Regions from separate parts of the Homo sapiens genome. Here region 2 is linked to region 1. A link is a loop called in an ENCODE intact Hi-C map of the cell type or tissue named here. Cell type or tissue: Calu3. All regions are shown on one strand. Each heading gives the region's core, and the rest is flanking DNA. Links, peaks and the distances in the headings are about the cores only. Region 1 overlaps STK4 (serine/threonine kinase 4). Region 2 overlaps STK4 (serine/threonine kinase 4).

Region 1 (8,346 bases), core at 82-8,081:
TGTGGTGATGGTTGCACAACTCTGTGAATAAACTAAAAACCATTAAACTGTACACTTTAAATGAACAAATTGTATGGTGTGTAAATTATATGTCAGTAACTCAATTTTTTTTAAGCAGCAAGACACCTTTCCTTAACTATTTGCTCTTATTTCTGGATTCATATGAACTACAACATAATGTCTAGGTAGTCATAACTGGGAAGGACCTTGACCAAAGACTGAAGCCCACTGTTCCATTGGAATGACCATCTACTAGACCTTAAACTTCATGACCTTCAATTTCAAACCTTCATTTTCCAGACTGTCACTAAGTAAACCAATATGGTCAACCTACTGTTTCCTTAATTCCTACAATGACTCTTTTCTACTTAAATTGTAATTAATTCTGTGCAAACCAGAGAACTGGGCAGAGCCTGATTTTTTTTCTCTGTTTCATGCATGAATGTTTGCAGGAAAAACAACAACAACAACAACAACAACAACTCTGGTAATCCTGCAAATGTTTTCCTCTGGCTTGGAATAGTATGCCTTAATGTGCAATTCTTATCACAGGGTTTGTTTTTTTCTAACATTTGTTATGAGTGTGTGGTTTTGGGTTTTGTTTTTGTTACCAGGCACCTAAGTGCTTTACATGTATCAGCTCATTTAATTACACTGGTTACTATCCAAGTAGCTGTGTACAGCCATAAATATTCCTTTGAATGTCCTTTGAAACCACTAAGAATTGCTGGAATCATAAGTTATAAGGTTCCCTGGAGCCCAGAATAACTCTTCCAGTTAAGCAGTTTCAGTAACTGCCTCTATATGAATGGACTTAATTTCTGGGCAATGGTGCTCTAGCTGTTTTAATTCTGGTGAACTGAAATATATAAATTCAAAGAGAGCTAAATCCAAAATTCAAAGGATTACTAACTAGAGCAATAGTGGCAGCACATCTAAAAAGATAAAAAATGTTCACAGGTGAGAATGGTCCACATCTTGGTTCTTGCAAGAATTTCCTAATTGGTCTCACCTTTTACAGTCTTTTGAAACTCCATTTTATCACTTTCCTAGTCAAAGTGTCTTCAGATACCCTATTAACAAGAGAATCAGGTTCAAACTCCTTACTTTCAAATTCAAAGTCTTCCAAAATCCAGTCAACACCCACATCTGCTTCGGCCAACCTGAATAATGAAAACACATTTCTACCTTTCTGACTTTGCACCTGCCTGTAACATCCTTCCCCAGCCTTCCTGCATATCTGAGTCATTGCCTTCCTTTTCACAAATCCTTTAACGCTTTCCTGTACCACTTACCTAGCATTTGTCTTAGTATATTATTACCTTCATATGTAGAAGTCCTTTCTCCTACGTCGCATCATTATCAAATACTATTATTTGAAGCGCCTAGAGTAATGCTCTATACACATAAGGAATTAGAACAATTAGAACAGTACACATGCCATAAGTATTAGATAATGATAATGACAAATGTCATCTTCCCCTTTTAATATATAAGTTACTGAAAGCAGTGAATGCCTCATTTGGTTTTCATACTCTACATGTTAATGACACATAGTGACTATTTAATAAATGCTTCTTGGTTGGTATTAAATATTCATTATAAACAAATACTGATTCCAAATTGATATTTATAGAGCATAAACATTTGAAAAGAATCATCTGCTTTTTCTTTATAGATCCACTTAAATTGATATTTAAAAATGTATCTCCATTTTCTTGCTGAACAAAAGAAGGTCAGAACAGCAAGCTTAGAGCAACAGAGAAATAATATATTCCACTAACTGATGAAGAAAGATTTATCTGCCTCTTAGGCTTAAGGACCAAAGTATATTGTTTGTGATTCACTTTCCTATGTTCTTCATTACCATTATGCTACTGCCCTCTCTTGAAAAATGTATTTCCCTCATGGCTGTTCTTGGCTCTCCTTTTACCAATATAACTATACTGGAGTAGCTATCTTTCAAAATATATAGGCCTTGAGCCCTTCACTCAAGTTATACTGAGATCTGGTACTTTCATATCCTAAAATGTGGTCTGGCAGGGTGTTCTGAATGAATTTTCAGGCATCAGGAGTTCTGTGCTTTTTGGCTCATTCCAAAAGAATCAAGAATGCTAATGGTTTCCAAAGATAAAAGGGGGCCCAACATCTGGATACAATAAGAAAAACTGCACAAACAATTAGGATTTAGTCTCCACTCTGGCAGGACAACCTTGAATTATTTTTGAAACTGTGAGAAAAACCTAAGTACCAAGATGTCTGCTCTTCTATTGTAAATCTCACCCACGAGGGAGCTACTGATAAAATGCACAGTGAACCACAGTGGTTATCTTTCGGGGGTGGAAAAAAAATCCAGTCGGTAATAAATTCCACTGTATTAAGATAAGAGGCTGAAACTTTACAAAAGAAGGCTCATGTGTATCTAAAGTCTGGCCCTCTTAAAAATCCGTCACCTTGTATTCTGGGCTATTTAATAGATTCTCAAAACATGTATCATCTTATTGCCAAGGAATTTAAAACACAGACACACACAGACACAAACCACACAGAGCCTCCCTCTCTCTTCTCGGCACAATGGTAAAATGTTACTGAAACTGACAAGTGACCTTCCCTTAGCTCAACCATGTTCATGCCAGCACTCAGGCATTCCTGGGGTGGCACCTACAAAACATCATCAATACCAAGAGCAAAAACTAAAAGTTAGTAAAAAGTTAGTATCAAGAGAAAAGGAATTAGGAAGAAGAAAAGTAGCACTGTTGAAGAAATGTTTACGTCCAATGAAAAAAACACTCTCATACATTAAAAGACTTACTATAATACCTACCATTTTTGAGCATTTACACATTAAATATTTTACACATACAATCTCATATCATCTTGACAAAACTACAAAATAGGAACTTTGGTGCCCCATTTTTTCAGACAAGGAAACTGAGGATCAAAAAAGAAAGAACCTGACCAAGGTGACGTAGTCTGTAAGACCCTGAGCAAAGTTTCAAGCCAAAGACTGATGCTAAAAATCAATGTTCACTCCACTACTCCTTTGTCCTTCTCTTGCCCTTACTCAGAGATAGGGTTCCAACAAAATCAAATGTTTTCAGCTTTAGTTTTGGGGTGCATAACTGGACTAATGCTGTCTGAAACTCTCATGTGATGCTGACTGTGAGTGGCAAGCATACACCAACACAATACTCTGATGATAGATGTTTAAATCCTGAAGGGATCAGAAATTGGACAGTAAGGCTACCGTGGTAAAAGAAGTGTTAAAATACTTGCAGTACTTTATGTCCTAATTACTGTACTTGCAAATGCCATAATCTGAGTCAGTGAGAATAAGACAGATAACACACAAGGGAGACAATGTTCTAACAACCCCTTTCAAACTGCAGATGGAAAGAAAATAGGCTCTGAGTCAAGAATTCCTATCTTATGCAGCTCTGAAATCAGTATCTGATGGACGGTGTTGAAGTAAAATCATTTTGACAACAGCCTAGCCTTTCACCTGATTTCAACATGAGGAAACTCACAGCAACAATAGGTGCCTTCATGAAACTTAGGACTTTCTGAGGAACTATAAACACATAATGTTTTTACCACAAAATACTATCTCAGTAATTTAACTAAAACATGTCTCTTAGTTGCCCTAACTTAATTATGTCATTATGCTTTAAAATTCTGTTTCAAAGAGATTAATGTGGCTGTTGCTCTGGGAGAAAAATTAGAATCTTATGCACTAAGTACAAGTTTTAAAGAGGAATCATCATCTCACTCCCTTCAATTCACTGAATCTAATTTGAAGGCTTGGTCAGGGGAAACATTCTTTCAATTAGTAGTCCAAGTTCTGCCTCCCATTGACCTATTAAGCCTGGAGATGAGGAGGGGTGACCAGGGCTATGCATCTCTTGGGAATGTGGTAAGGACAAGAAAACCATGACATTATCGCCAATGAATCCTGAGAGGAAGAACCGCCGCATGTCAAATCTTTAGTGGATGAGTACATGTTACTGCAAGTGGCCATCCTTTGGCTTGTCATTTCCTCATGAGGGGCAAAAGCATTTAACTGCTAAACTACAAGTCTGTGCAAATCAAGCTACTTCAGTTGCTCCAAAATGTTTTTGTTATCTTTGCCACTAAAAAAAAAATATTTTTTTGCTTTCAAATATATACTTTTTAAATATTTAATAATGTTGTGAAAGCTTGGATTCTTTCTACATCAAGTATAAAATTAATCCTTTCCATTTTATTTTATTTTATTTTATTTTGAGACAGTCTTGCTCTGTCACCCAGGCTGGAGTGTAGTGGTACGATCTTGGCCCACTGCAATCTCCGCCTCCCGGTTTCAAGAGATTCTCCTTCCCCAGCTTCCTTAGTAGCTGGGATTACAGGCACGCCCCACTACACCCAGCTGATTTTTTGTATTTTTAGTAGAGATGGGGTTTCGCCATGCTGGTCAGGCTGGTCTCGAACTCCTGACCTCAAGTGATCCACCCACCTCGGCCTCCCAAAGTGCTGAGATTACAGGCATGAGCCACCACATCCTGGACCGTTTTCATTTTAGCTCTAAATATTAACACCCTATTTCATAATGATCAAATAAAACAGAAGAAATTCTTCTGCTTTAAAAAAATGGTTGCTTGAAAACGGATAATGGTGAAACTATTCTTCTGCATATTAAGATAAAAGAAAGAGAAAATATATAATTTAATATAAAAGAGAAAATATGCAAAAAATTCCATCATTTTCACAGTACTACCAATTGTATTCAGTGCCACCAGTATATTATTTTGGATGACATATGTGAGTAATACCAAAATTAACAAAACCCACAACCACACAGTGACAATTTTAACAATTTAACAATTTTAACAAATCTCCAGAAGCTAAAAGATCAAGTATCAAAAATTGGTAAAGATAGACAAATGAAAGACAATTAGCAACTGATTGCTAATTACAGATTCCTGCACCAAACAATTAGAAAATACATTATTTTTAAGACACACAAAGCACATTTAATGAAAATTAATAACATGTTAGGCCACAATGTCTCAAAAAATAACAAAGAATTGATATAACAGACCACACTCTTCAACCACAATTCTATAAATTAAAAATTTTAAATAAGCAGTTTTTAAAAATCATACATTTGCTATTAAAAAACACTTCCGAATAACTCATGGGTTAAAAAATAAATGTGTATAGCACAAGCACTACACACTGGAAAAAAATATTTACAATATACCACATATGAAAATGTATGGAATACAGCTAAAACAGAACTAAGAGAAAAAGTTACAATGTTGATTAAATGTATTAGTAAGCAAGAAAATTAAAAAGCTAACTATTCAAATTAAAAAAAGACAAAACAACATTAATTAAAGAATTTTTTTTAAATAAAACCTCTTAAACTAAAAATAAACCAAAACTTATTTAGCCTGTTAAGGGGTATCGACCAAATTCTGCTGCAAAATCAGACTCCATGGTAAAAAATCCCAAGAATTTTCTTTAAAGTGAGCAACAAGACAAGAATGTCCACTACCAGCTCTACTATGCAACACTGTATTGGAGGTCTTAATAAGAAAAAAACCTTGGCCAGGCTTGGTGGTTCACACTTGTAATCCCAGTACTTTGGGAGGTTGAGGAAGGAGGATTACCTGCACCCAGGAGTTCCAGACCAGCCTGGGCAACACAGGGAGATCCCATCTCTATAAAAAAAAAAAAAAAAAAAAAAAAAAAAAAATCACAGGTGTGGTGGCACATGCCTGTGGTCCCAGCTACTCAGGTGGCTGAGGCAGGAGGATTGCTTGGCCCCAGGAATTCAAGGCTGCAGTGAGCTAGGATCGCGCCACTGCATTCCAGAGTGAGACAGTGCCTCAAAAAAAAAAAAAAGAAGAAGAAGAAGAAGAAGATTATATATAAAGATCAAAAGGAAAAACTATAATCATAATTCATAGACAATAAGACTGTCTCCATTTTTTTAAAAAGGCAATCTCCATAAAACCTGTTACAATGAATAAAACAGTCCATAAATATCTACAGTAGTTGTCTATAGAAGAAAAATGTTAGAAACAAAAGTTTTTTAAACTATGCCATTTGTAATAGCAACAAATAAGTATCTAAAAATAGATTTAACAAAAAGCTCTAAAACATCTTTGTTGGTACAATTATAAAATTATCTAAGAATATAAAAGATAGACCAAACAGATTGAAAGATAAACCATGTTCATGCATAGAAAGAATTAACACAGAGATGGCAATTCTGCCTAATTAATCTGTGTATCCAATGCAATTAAGTCAAAATTCCAGTAGTATTTTATAAAATTTGATATACTGATCCTAAAATTTATATGGGAGAGGCCGGGTGCAGTGGCTCACGCCTGTAATCCCAGCACTTTGGGAGGCTGAGGTGGACGGATCACGAGGTCAGGAGATCGAGACCATCCTGGCCAAAACAGTGAAACCCTATCTCTACTAAAATACAAACCATTAGCCAGGTGTGGTGGTGCGTGCCTGTAGTCCCAGTTACTTGGGAAGTTGAGACAGGGGAATTGCTTGAACCCAGGAGGCAGAGGTTGCAGTGAGCTGAGATCGCGCCACTGCACTCTAGCCTGGTGACAGAGCAAGACTCCATCTCAAAAAAAAAAAAAAATTTGTATCGGAGAAGAGTGATATAAATTTCAAGAAGTAATCTGTGATGAAAAGAAAAATAAGGGGATGGGAAATCTATTGCAGACAAATAGTCAAAGAAGGACTGAGAAGGTGACAGGATCAAAGACCTGGATAGAGGGAGGAAGCAAGTCTTTCAGATGGAAAAATAAAACAGACTACTAGAGCTCATATTGTAAACAAAAACAAATTCCTGATCTATATCAGGAATATATATATTTTTACTGTTATTTACTGTAACATAAGCCTTAGTCCTGGCTCCCAACAACTTGACTTAAAAAAAAAAAAAAAAATATATATATATATATATATATGTATGTTCTACACAAGAACTTTCAAATCAGTTCTACACAAGAATTATTAGGTTTTTTAAAAAATTTATTCAGTTATTCAAGTAAGGCCATTTTAGCTGATTACAGTTTAAAAACTATATGCATGGTACCATGCTACAGAAAAAGAACACCAATTGTGTCAAGTCCACTGAGAAATCTGGGAAGGGAGAGAAAAAGTGACTATTTTGAGATGTTTTGGCTGACTTCTTATTTGAACTTTGCCAAGTATGAGGTATCCAATCTCCCAACTAAATAAAATAAAGACATTGCCCTAGTGTCACTGCGGTTACTTAAAATACACTTAAGAATGAATAAGTAATGGTCTTGTTCTAGCATAAAGGCTACTTTTATATAAAGGGGATTTGTGAACTCAAATGGGAACACGATTATAACCCATTAACTTAATACAGAGCTCCCTCTGCTGGCCCAGAGAATGCACAATGATCCTAACACTGACACAGACCCTCTCATGTCACTTCAATAATGTGTCCTGCTGTTTGGGGAGGTAAACAAGGCTATTCTAGAGCCCTTATTCAAAAACAAAAACAACAACAAAAACAAGAACATATCTAGACAAATAGAAGAAGCCTTCCAAAATCCCCAATCTAATATTTTATCCAGACAGAGGTTTTCCAAGTAACGTGGACCATGGTTTGCCTCTTTCGTTCTCACATGTATGCTTGAGGCCACTTAAAATCAATCAAATCCCACCTTAATCCCTTCTCTCCAACTGCAATCTGACTCCTTCCTATAGATTCAGATACATACATCCAAAACAAATTCCCTCAGAGGTAACAATATCATTAGCTTATCAGAGGCATGCTCCCTTTGAAAACCATCTGTCCTTTCTTTCTGGAAATACTGAGGACATATGTAGAGTAACTGGTTATCAAAATAACCAGCAAGGAGAAGTACATTACTACAAGCTGAGACTCACCAACACATGATCTGTAACATAAGCCTTAGTCCCAGCTCCCAACACTTGATAAAGGGGCTCTGCTAGAAGTAGTATAATCTAATGATTCAGAACATAACCACTGAAATCAAACATATCTGGGTTCAAATCTTGGCTTCTCTATTACTCATTATATAATCACAAGTATGTTACTTAATCTCTGCAACTGGGTTTCAACTGCTATTAAACAGGGAATGGTTCAATTTACCACACAGCATGGTTGTAATGATCAAAATATGTGAAATGCTTAAAGGATAAATCACAGTGTGTGGTATATATTAAGTGCCTAATCACTAATAATTATTATTAGCAGTTATAACATCTATCCTATTGAGTATAACACATAAGTTACATATAATAAATAATTGGGAGGCCGGGCGCGGTGGCTCACGACTG
Region 2 (8,346 bases), core at 295-8,294, 56 kb before region 1:
ACCTGACCAATGTACATACACACATCAAGATGGCACGCTGACTGTCAAGAGAGCCCTTCCCACTGGCGCACATTCCTGAGTTCACAAAGGTGCTGTGGAGAGACGACAGAGCAGAAGTGCTGGCTAACAAACATGAGGCAAGCCATCCAGAATTCACCCAAAGCCTGGGTGGAGCTGGGGCCCTCACAGCCTGGCCTTGCTCAGAAGTTTTGTTGCCGTCTCTTCTTAGCCTCTATGGCATCCAGGATGGGCTGCCGCTTGGACTGGTACTTCTGCCGGATCTCTTCAATCTCCTGCTCCATCATGGGGTCCAGGGCCAAGAGCCTCTTCTGAAGGTCCTCCACTGTCCAACTCTTAAGCTAGAAGAGAAGTGGAAGGTATAGTCACGACAAAGCTTAAGTCAGTGGCAGAACAGTGCAGAAGCCCAGCCTTCCCAGGCACCCAGAGGGAAGGGAGACAGGAGGAAGACACTGTGGTCAGATCACAGGTTGAGTGGTGGTGGTTGGAAAGTGACAATTCATTCCAAAGCATGGCATACCTTGAAGCTTGTCTGAGATAATTTATCCCTGGAAGAGATCTAAGTGCTAACCGCTTTGATTTAATGTGCCTTGACCAAGAACTTAGTGAATAATACTCTCACCTCCCCTATCTTTTAAGTTAATTAAATATAGATTCATTGTTAGGGCATTAAAATAACAGTAACTTGCTGTATGTGAAATAATGGTTGCCTCCCCGTTCTTGTTCTGTCTACGAGATAAGCGTCTATCTGGACAGCGCCTTTCCCACTTTCAGGATACGACACCATGGAGGATCGATGCTGATGAGGCGCAGATGCCATCCCCTAACCCTGCCTTCCCACACCCCCAATGTCTTGGCACTGCCCTATTATCATCACCAGCATTTACTTGAGGCTACTATATACCAGGTAACAGTCTAAGCCCCTTGGGAATACAGACGCAACCCTTGGCAGGGGTTGGGGTAAGGGTGGGTAGTTAGAAAAACCTCAAACTTCTGAGATTAAGTTTCTATCATCCAAAGAAAAACAATGAGTTGATATATAAATTAATAATAATGGCTGGCATTTAGTGTTTTCTATGCACCAGACACTGAGTGCTTTACATATATGGATTCCTTTAATCCTCAGAGCAACCCATGCTACAAGGACATTATTATCCCTATGTTACAGATGAACAGCCCAAGGAGGAGGGTAGCTAAGTAACCTGCCCAATGTCTCCCAACTAGTAAGTGGCAGAATCAAGACTCAAACCCAGGCAGCATGGCTCTAGAGTCTATGCTCTTAACCAGTGTTGCAGAACAGAAGACTAGCAAAGCACAGGTTTTAGAAGTAACTCAACCTTTGTTTAAAATGTGGTTCTGCCTGTTGCAGATGCCATGAGACTCTGTCAAGTTACCAATCTCTCCAGGCCTTCCCCATCTACAGAAGTCAGACAGCAGTGTCTCATCACATGTATTGTAAGAATTAAATAAGATCACGGCTGTAAAGTTCTCAGCACAGTACCTGCTGCACTGTGTGTGTAAAGATGGCAATGGGTGTTATAAGCCTCTCTCTTCATAAAAGCCCAGGGATACACCAGTGTTCAACCTGTGTCTGCAGCTATGGGGCAAGGGACTCTGCTGCCATGTGTGTTCAGTGATTCCAAGCCTGGCCAATATTGGCTGTCAGGGGTGGGAATGAATGCTGACATTATCCACAGTGGGTGGTGATACTTTATTCTGTGTGCTCACAACCAGTTTAATAGGTACAGTGTTTCAAGAACTCAAAGTCTTACAAGAGGTCTGTTGTGCCCACATTTAGAAAATCATGATCCTCGGCCCTTTCCTGAGGTCTCCACAGGAAAGTAGTATAGGAGCTGGGTAAAGGGCCCTCTGTCTGTCTACCCTTCCTTGAGTGGGTGGGGTGAGAGCAAGTGTGAAGTGCTACAGTGGCCTCCCTAGAAATGGCCTGTCACCACAGGAATTTTCCTTGGCCTGCTTCAGGGAGGGTGTCTGAGAAGTGAGAAAACCCTAATAGTTCAAGACGAAAGGTTCTTTGTAATGTGAGAATGGAAGACTTGAGAGTGTGGGTAAATGCTGGAAAGTCGGGCTGAAAAAAAAAATGCATCTTTCCAGCCTGTGGTTTTATACTACCTTAGAGGTTGGTGTTCTTGGCCCAAGGACACCCCTAATAGCAATGCTTGCCTAGTCTTTGGCATTTTCAATTCCTTCTGCAAAGAGAGAATTCCCCAAGCCTACTACTGAATGTAACTGGTAGTTAAGAATGTAATCTTTGGGATCACAGGTCCTAAATCTGTACTGGCTATGTAACCTTAAACAGTAATTTCACCTCTTGAGCCTCGGTTTCCTCCTTTGGAAAACAGACAATACTATTTTGTTCCTCCACCCTGGGGCGGTACTAAGACTTACATGAGATAATGGTCTGATGGTCTTAGCTCAGAACTTCATATAGTATGTGTTGGGCAGATAGTAAATATTCCACAAATGGATGTTATCACTGTTGTTATTGTTGCTATTGTTATTCTTATTATTATTGTACATATGATTGGTAAGTCTCTAATTAATCTTCCATAAATAAGCTGTTTCTGTAACCTCTAATTCAAGCTAGAATCAAACATGTGAAAAAGAAAATATTCTACTCTATTTCATGCTAATGCCTAAGGGCTGGTACATAATACCTGTTAACTTATGTACAGTTTAACAAAATATTTTTCACCCATCCATTTATAAATACTCATTGAACACCTACTATGGGTCAGGTGCTATTCGAGGCACATAGGCTACTTTAATGAAAACAAACAAACAAACAAAAAGCAGTGCCCTTGTGAAGCTTACATTTTAATGAAGCAAGGAAAATAGCAATAAACACAGTAAATTAGTAAATTATTTTTATATTAGAAGGTGCTCTGGAAAAAAGAAAATAAAAAATAGTGTGAAAGAAGGGGAGCTGGGAATTAGGAGGGTAGACTTGCTTTTCATCTAGCCACTAGGATGAAGAATAAATTGCAAAATGAAGACATATAAGTTAGTGGAGCTGCACTGACTTTGCAACTTATTCTGCAACTTTGGGCAAGCCCGTTCTCCTCCTCAGACCTTAATTTCCCCATTTGTAAGACAGGGCTGACTAGATGATCTCAGAAGTCTTTCCAGACTCAATGTTTCTCAGTGTATGACCTATGGATCACCTGTATCAGAATCACTTGCTAAAAACACAGATTCCTGAGCCCCAGTCCAAAGCTACTTAATAAGACTCCCTGGGAGGTGAGGTACAGGATTTTGCATTTTGAAGAAGGTATTCACGCTGGGCATGGTAGCTCATGCCTGAATCCCAGCACTCTGGGAGACCAAGGTGGGAGGATTGCTTGAGCCCAGGAACTCCAGACCAGCCTGGGCAAATAGTGAAATCCCATCTCTACGGGGGAAAAAAAATTAGCCAGGTGTGGTGGTGCACACCTATAGTCCCAGATACTTAGGATGCTGAGATGGGAGGATCGCTTGAGCCCACTCCAAGGCTGCAGTGAGCTGTGACTGAGCCACTGCACTCCAGCCTGGGCAACAGAGCAAGACCTTGTCTCAAAAATAAATAAATAATAATAAAAATAAACTAAAATAAAGAAGCTATACAGGTATTTCTTATAAATCCTCAAGTTTGATAAACATGATTCTGTATCTTCCTTATTTTTCTGTTAGTAAAATTCTCACAAAGTATTGCTGCCTGTCTCTAGCCTAAAGCTTCTCCTGGGTTTCCAATTTCTAGGCAGTTTTGTTGCCCTTGATTCTAATCTGGAGGCAACAAGCACCCTTGCCTTATCTCAGCCACCTTCAGACTAATTTATGGCTGTCCTAAGAACTTTGGGGCTTAAGTTACATCTGACCTATTACAACACAGCCAGCCAGGCACTGCTGATGACTCAGTCATATCATCCAGATATGGATTTTTCCGAAAAACAAGCTCAGACAATAGTTTCATGGCGCCAAGTGTAGCATTTCACCTTCCTGGTCCTTGGTGGCATAAATACATTTCAAATGAATATCTTGCAGTAAAATAACTGTGATTCTACAGTTTTGCTACAGCCAGAATCTTGAAGCAGCAAATTCTCAATCCAGCCATGTAAGTAGCTTGAGCTGTTTTCACGAGGTATGGGAAATATCACCCATTCAGTACCTCATCTATCCCATAGGATGTGAATATCCTCTCTATTCTGTGATACCCATACTCCATACTCGCACATCCAGATCAGCTCCCACTGGATATTTCAGTCCCTGATTATCTCGTGAAAAATCTGTGATATGGTTTGGCTGTGTCCCCACCCAAATCTCATCTTGAATGGTAGCTCCCACAATTCCAACATGTTATGGGACGGATCCAGTGGAAAGTAATTAAATCTTGGTAATTAAATAGCATGGTCAGGTCTTTCCCATGCTATTCTAATGATAGTAAGCCTGATGAGATCTGATTTTTTTTTTTTTTTTTTTGAGACGGAGTCTGGCTCTGTCCCCCAGGCAAGTGCAGCAGCAAGATCTCAGCTCACTGCAACCTCTGCCTCCTGGGTTCAAGCGATTCTCCTGCCTCAGCCTCCCAAGTAGCTGGGATTACAGGCGCCTGCCACCTGCGCTCGGCTAGATTTTTGTATTTTTAGTAGAGACAGGGTTTCGCCATGTTGGCCAGGCTGGTCTCAAACTCCTGACCTCAGGTGATCTGCCCACCTTGGCCTCCCAAAGTGCTGGGATTACAGGTGTGAGCCACCACGCTAATAGAATCTGCAGCTTAACACATCCAAAGCAAAACTCTTGAGTCACATCCCTTCCTCATCCCCAAATCTTGTCTCCTTACTCCCCAGTCTTCCCCATCTCAGGAATGGTATCATCATTCTTCCATTTGCTCAAAATCATCCCTGATCCTTCCTTTTCCCTCACCCCCGCCTCCTGCCAACATCCAATCCTTTAGCAGTCCTATCAATTTTGTCCCTGAAATATTGGTATAACTCAAACCCAACCACTTTTTTCCATCTCCATCTACCTTGGTCCAGGCTGCCATCATCTCACAGCAACAAACATAATTAAAAACACAGAAATGAATCCAATCACCTCACCCTTAGGTTTCTTTCCTATTGCACTGAGAATAAAATCCAACTCATGAGTGGCTACATGGGCCTCATATGGCTGGCCCCTGCCTCCCCTCCAACTTCATAATCTATTACTCCCTCTTTTGCTCAGGACCCTACAGCTACACTTTATTTCAGATCCTCAAACAGGCCATACTTTTTCCAGCCTCAGTGGCCTACAGAGTTAATGAATCTTCTGCCTGCATGGTTCATGCCCTGTTCTTCCTTAACCTACAGGTTTTAGTTTAGATGTCAACTCCTCAGAGGATGCAGGCAAGCCTTTTCTGACCATCTTATCTAGAAAGACTGCCTCCTCTCCATTATCCTCTATCTCAGACTCTTGTTTTCTTCAAAACAATTATGTACCTTGTAATTATTTTTATTTATTTTCTTTTACTTGTCTCTCTTACTAGGATATAAGTTCTGTAAGGGATTGACCTTGTCTTGTTTACTATGCTAAACGTAATACTGGTTGAAGAAATGAATAAATTATCCTTCATTTCTAGTCAACTAAGAACAAAAGCCACTGAAACCAATGAAGCAAGCTTACATGGGGCATCATCATATGCAACAAGGTTCTGGATGGGTGCTAAGAAGAGTCAGTGTAGAATAAGAAGTGCGTTCTGCCCTCAAGGAGCTTTTAAACTTAAAAGTAATTCCCCTTAACATTCTTTTGAAATCAAAGGAAATCTCTGTTCACTTAATGAGAATGTCTGTGTTTTGTAATGTCTGATAAGAAGCAGGGCTCCAGTCCTGGCTAAGTTATCTCTAAAGGCATGTCCATTTAAACTGTTTATTCAAACAAAAAAGAACTTCTGTTATAAGAAATACACTTTGGAAAGAATGAGATCATCAAAAGAATAAGAGACACCATCCTGCTGGACAAGACAAAATAAGGGCCAACCCTAGAGCCACAGGCTTGCTACTGAAGGTGGGTTTTGCTGAAGAGATCAGACCAAGTATAAGGATTTCTGAGTCTCTTTCTGGGAGAGATCACAGTGGAAGGAGAAACTAAAATAAGCCTCTTAATCATGGTTATTTAGAATTTCCTTGCCATCATAAGGCTAAGCAACACATCAGTCTTGGGTAAAGGAAGAGGACGGGCTCCGAGCCTGACAGTACTAATGTCTTATGGGAACTCACTCACTATTGTCTAACACCTAGAATTCCCTCACCATCGCCTTTACCCAGTCTGATGAGGTCTGATGTCTGCCAAAGGATGTCTGAATAAGTAAAAGCAACAACATTTGTGCAGATGAGATTTCTCTTAAAAGATGTGATCTCTGGAAATGTGTTGTATCTTAAAGTAGACATATTTTTAGTTTAAAGTTCAGCCTCACTCTGTTAGCAGGATACAAATGCTGTGTTACTGTTGGATTCTACACATAGATATGGAAGAAGTATGTTAATTACTTCACCATTTGCATCTGTTAAATGCTGAACTCAACATTTTGTCTGCACTATTTTATTTAATCCATCTGTAAGGTAGGTATCATCATTATCCTCCTTTTAGAGATGAGGTCACTGAGGATAAGAGTGGGAAAATAATTTAAGTGATACAACAAGGAATTAGAAGAGACAACAAGCAACTGGAAGAAACATGAAGGGTTTCTGGAAATGGGAGTGTGTTTGTGAAAAATGTGGAAGACTGGAAGAATTATGAATTTAGCTGATATTAGATACATCAGATGGCCCTCACATTCAGAAATGCCACTAGTGGTAACGGGTGACTTTAGGCAAGTTACTTGTCCTCTCTGAGATTCCGTTTTCTCATCTGTAAAATGGGTATGCTATCTACTTTGCTGCTTTTGTGCCTTTTGTAGTAGGCACCAAGTGCCTACTACACACATGGTGCTGCTGCTGACGTGCAGTGACTCCAGGGTGCTGAATATGATTCAAATCAAATCAATCAATTTTATTGGCAGCTACGCTAGGCCAGGAACACTGCTGGGCAACATGAATATAAAGGGCAATACACCTGTCAGAGAAGCAGCTCAGGTTAGGGGCAAGAGCACTGGTGTTAAGTCAGATGGACCGGGTTCTATACGAGTTCTGCCCTTGGTAGTTGGATGCCTTTGCATAAATCATCTAATATGTGCCTCAATTTTCTCATTTTTCAATGGAGGACATTATTCGTTCTACAACAGCGGTTGTGAGGTTTGGAGGTATTGGTAAGGTATATAACATAATGTCATGCATCCACCAGAAAGAAAGTGGGTAAGTGAAGGCTACCACCTTATATCCTTTTTTGGGAAATGGAGGAAGTATGTAATGTAAATAATAGCTGCTGTTGCTCTAAGATGAGCTCACAACACGGTACAGGACACATACCACATACACAGAGGCACCTCTATTGAACTCTATGTGAGAAACCCTAAATCATACCCACCTGGTTTATTTCCTCTGGGCCAGGTCACTGCAAAGTCCTGATTCCCAGCATCTCTATGAATAATGAAGGCTGATGGGAACTGATTTCTTCATAAATCACCTTAGCAACTCTGACATTCTGAATCATACCATTTTTCAAAGTCGGCTGCATAATTGGCCCAGAGTGCCACTGGCAAGCTCCAGCTGATACTTCATCACAGAGATAATTCAAAGGAATTACACTGACAATTAGCCCATCTTGAATCAGCAGAGTTAAGCTACACTAAACACATGAGAATGTATAGTAGAGCTTCCTCTTCCCTTGTCAACCAGCCCCATAGGGAACACAAATGGGTCTGGCCCATATCCAAAGTACAGGGTTTAGGCCTATTTCAAAGTTCTGCTCCTCTGCCACTACAAACTCTCACCTCAAAAGTCTATTGTCCCTAAAAACCATCAAAGAGAGACCTGCCAGAGCTTTTAAGGACAAGTTTCAATTCCATATGTATCATATATGAACAGTCACAATTCTTCCTCCAGTGTCACAAACAGGATTTCTCAAACACATCATCCCTTCTGGTTGGGCGAGTCAGACTGATCCCGTCTCAGGTGATGTTTTGTTGTGACCAAGAATGAGGAAAGAACACACCTTTGGAATTTAGCAAGATGACAGGGAAGCTCGATAGAAGCTAAAAAGTTGAATGAAGCCACCATCATACCATCCCATACCTCAACACTGGCCACTAGAAAGTCCGGAAAAGTGCAACAAAAAAAATGTACAAAGGCATCTAGAGCACTAATTTAGTACCGAGGATACTTACTCTTTCTTGATGCGAGTATGTTACTATTTAGGAATGGA

The links. Hi-C counts contacts between places; a loop is a spot of excess contacts. Peaks named below come from ENCODE experiments on the same cell type or tissue, not always from the same donor. Only the 100,000 strongest peaks of a DNase experiment are listed, where the experiment ranks them.
Region 2: it touches region 1 in a loop (4-fold over the local background); 2 of 110 quality-filtered maps call a loop at or near these places.

What each region holds. Positions count from the first base shown.
Region 1 is chr20:45,010,340-45,018,685 of GRCh38, reverse strand. All of the region lies in intron 9 of STK4 (serine/threonine kinase 4), which reads right to left. Among named protein-coding and RNA genes, the nearest start is that of STK4, 48 kb to the right of the region's middle. In Calu3, for the core only: a CTCF peak has its summit at 7,429 (motif pointing left); DNase peaks (open chromatin) are centred at 5,795 and 7,415.
Region 2 is chr20:45,067,031-45,075,376 of GRCh38, reverse strand. It overlaps STK4 (serine/threonine kinase 4), which reads right to left. Exons shown (of 11, transcript NM_006282.5): 11 at 1-359. The coding sequence ends at 201. Among named protein-coding and RNA genes, the nearest start is that of KCNS1, 30 kb to the left of the region's middle. In Calu3, for the core only: no CTCF peak of the experiment used is centred there; a DNase peak (open chromatin) is centred at 3,906.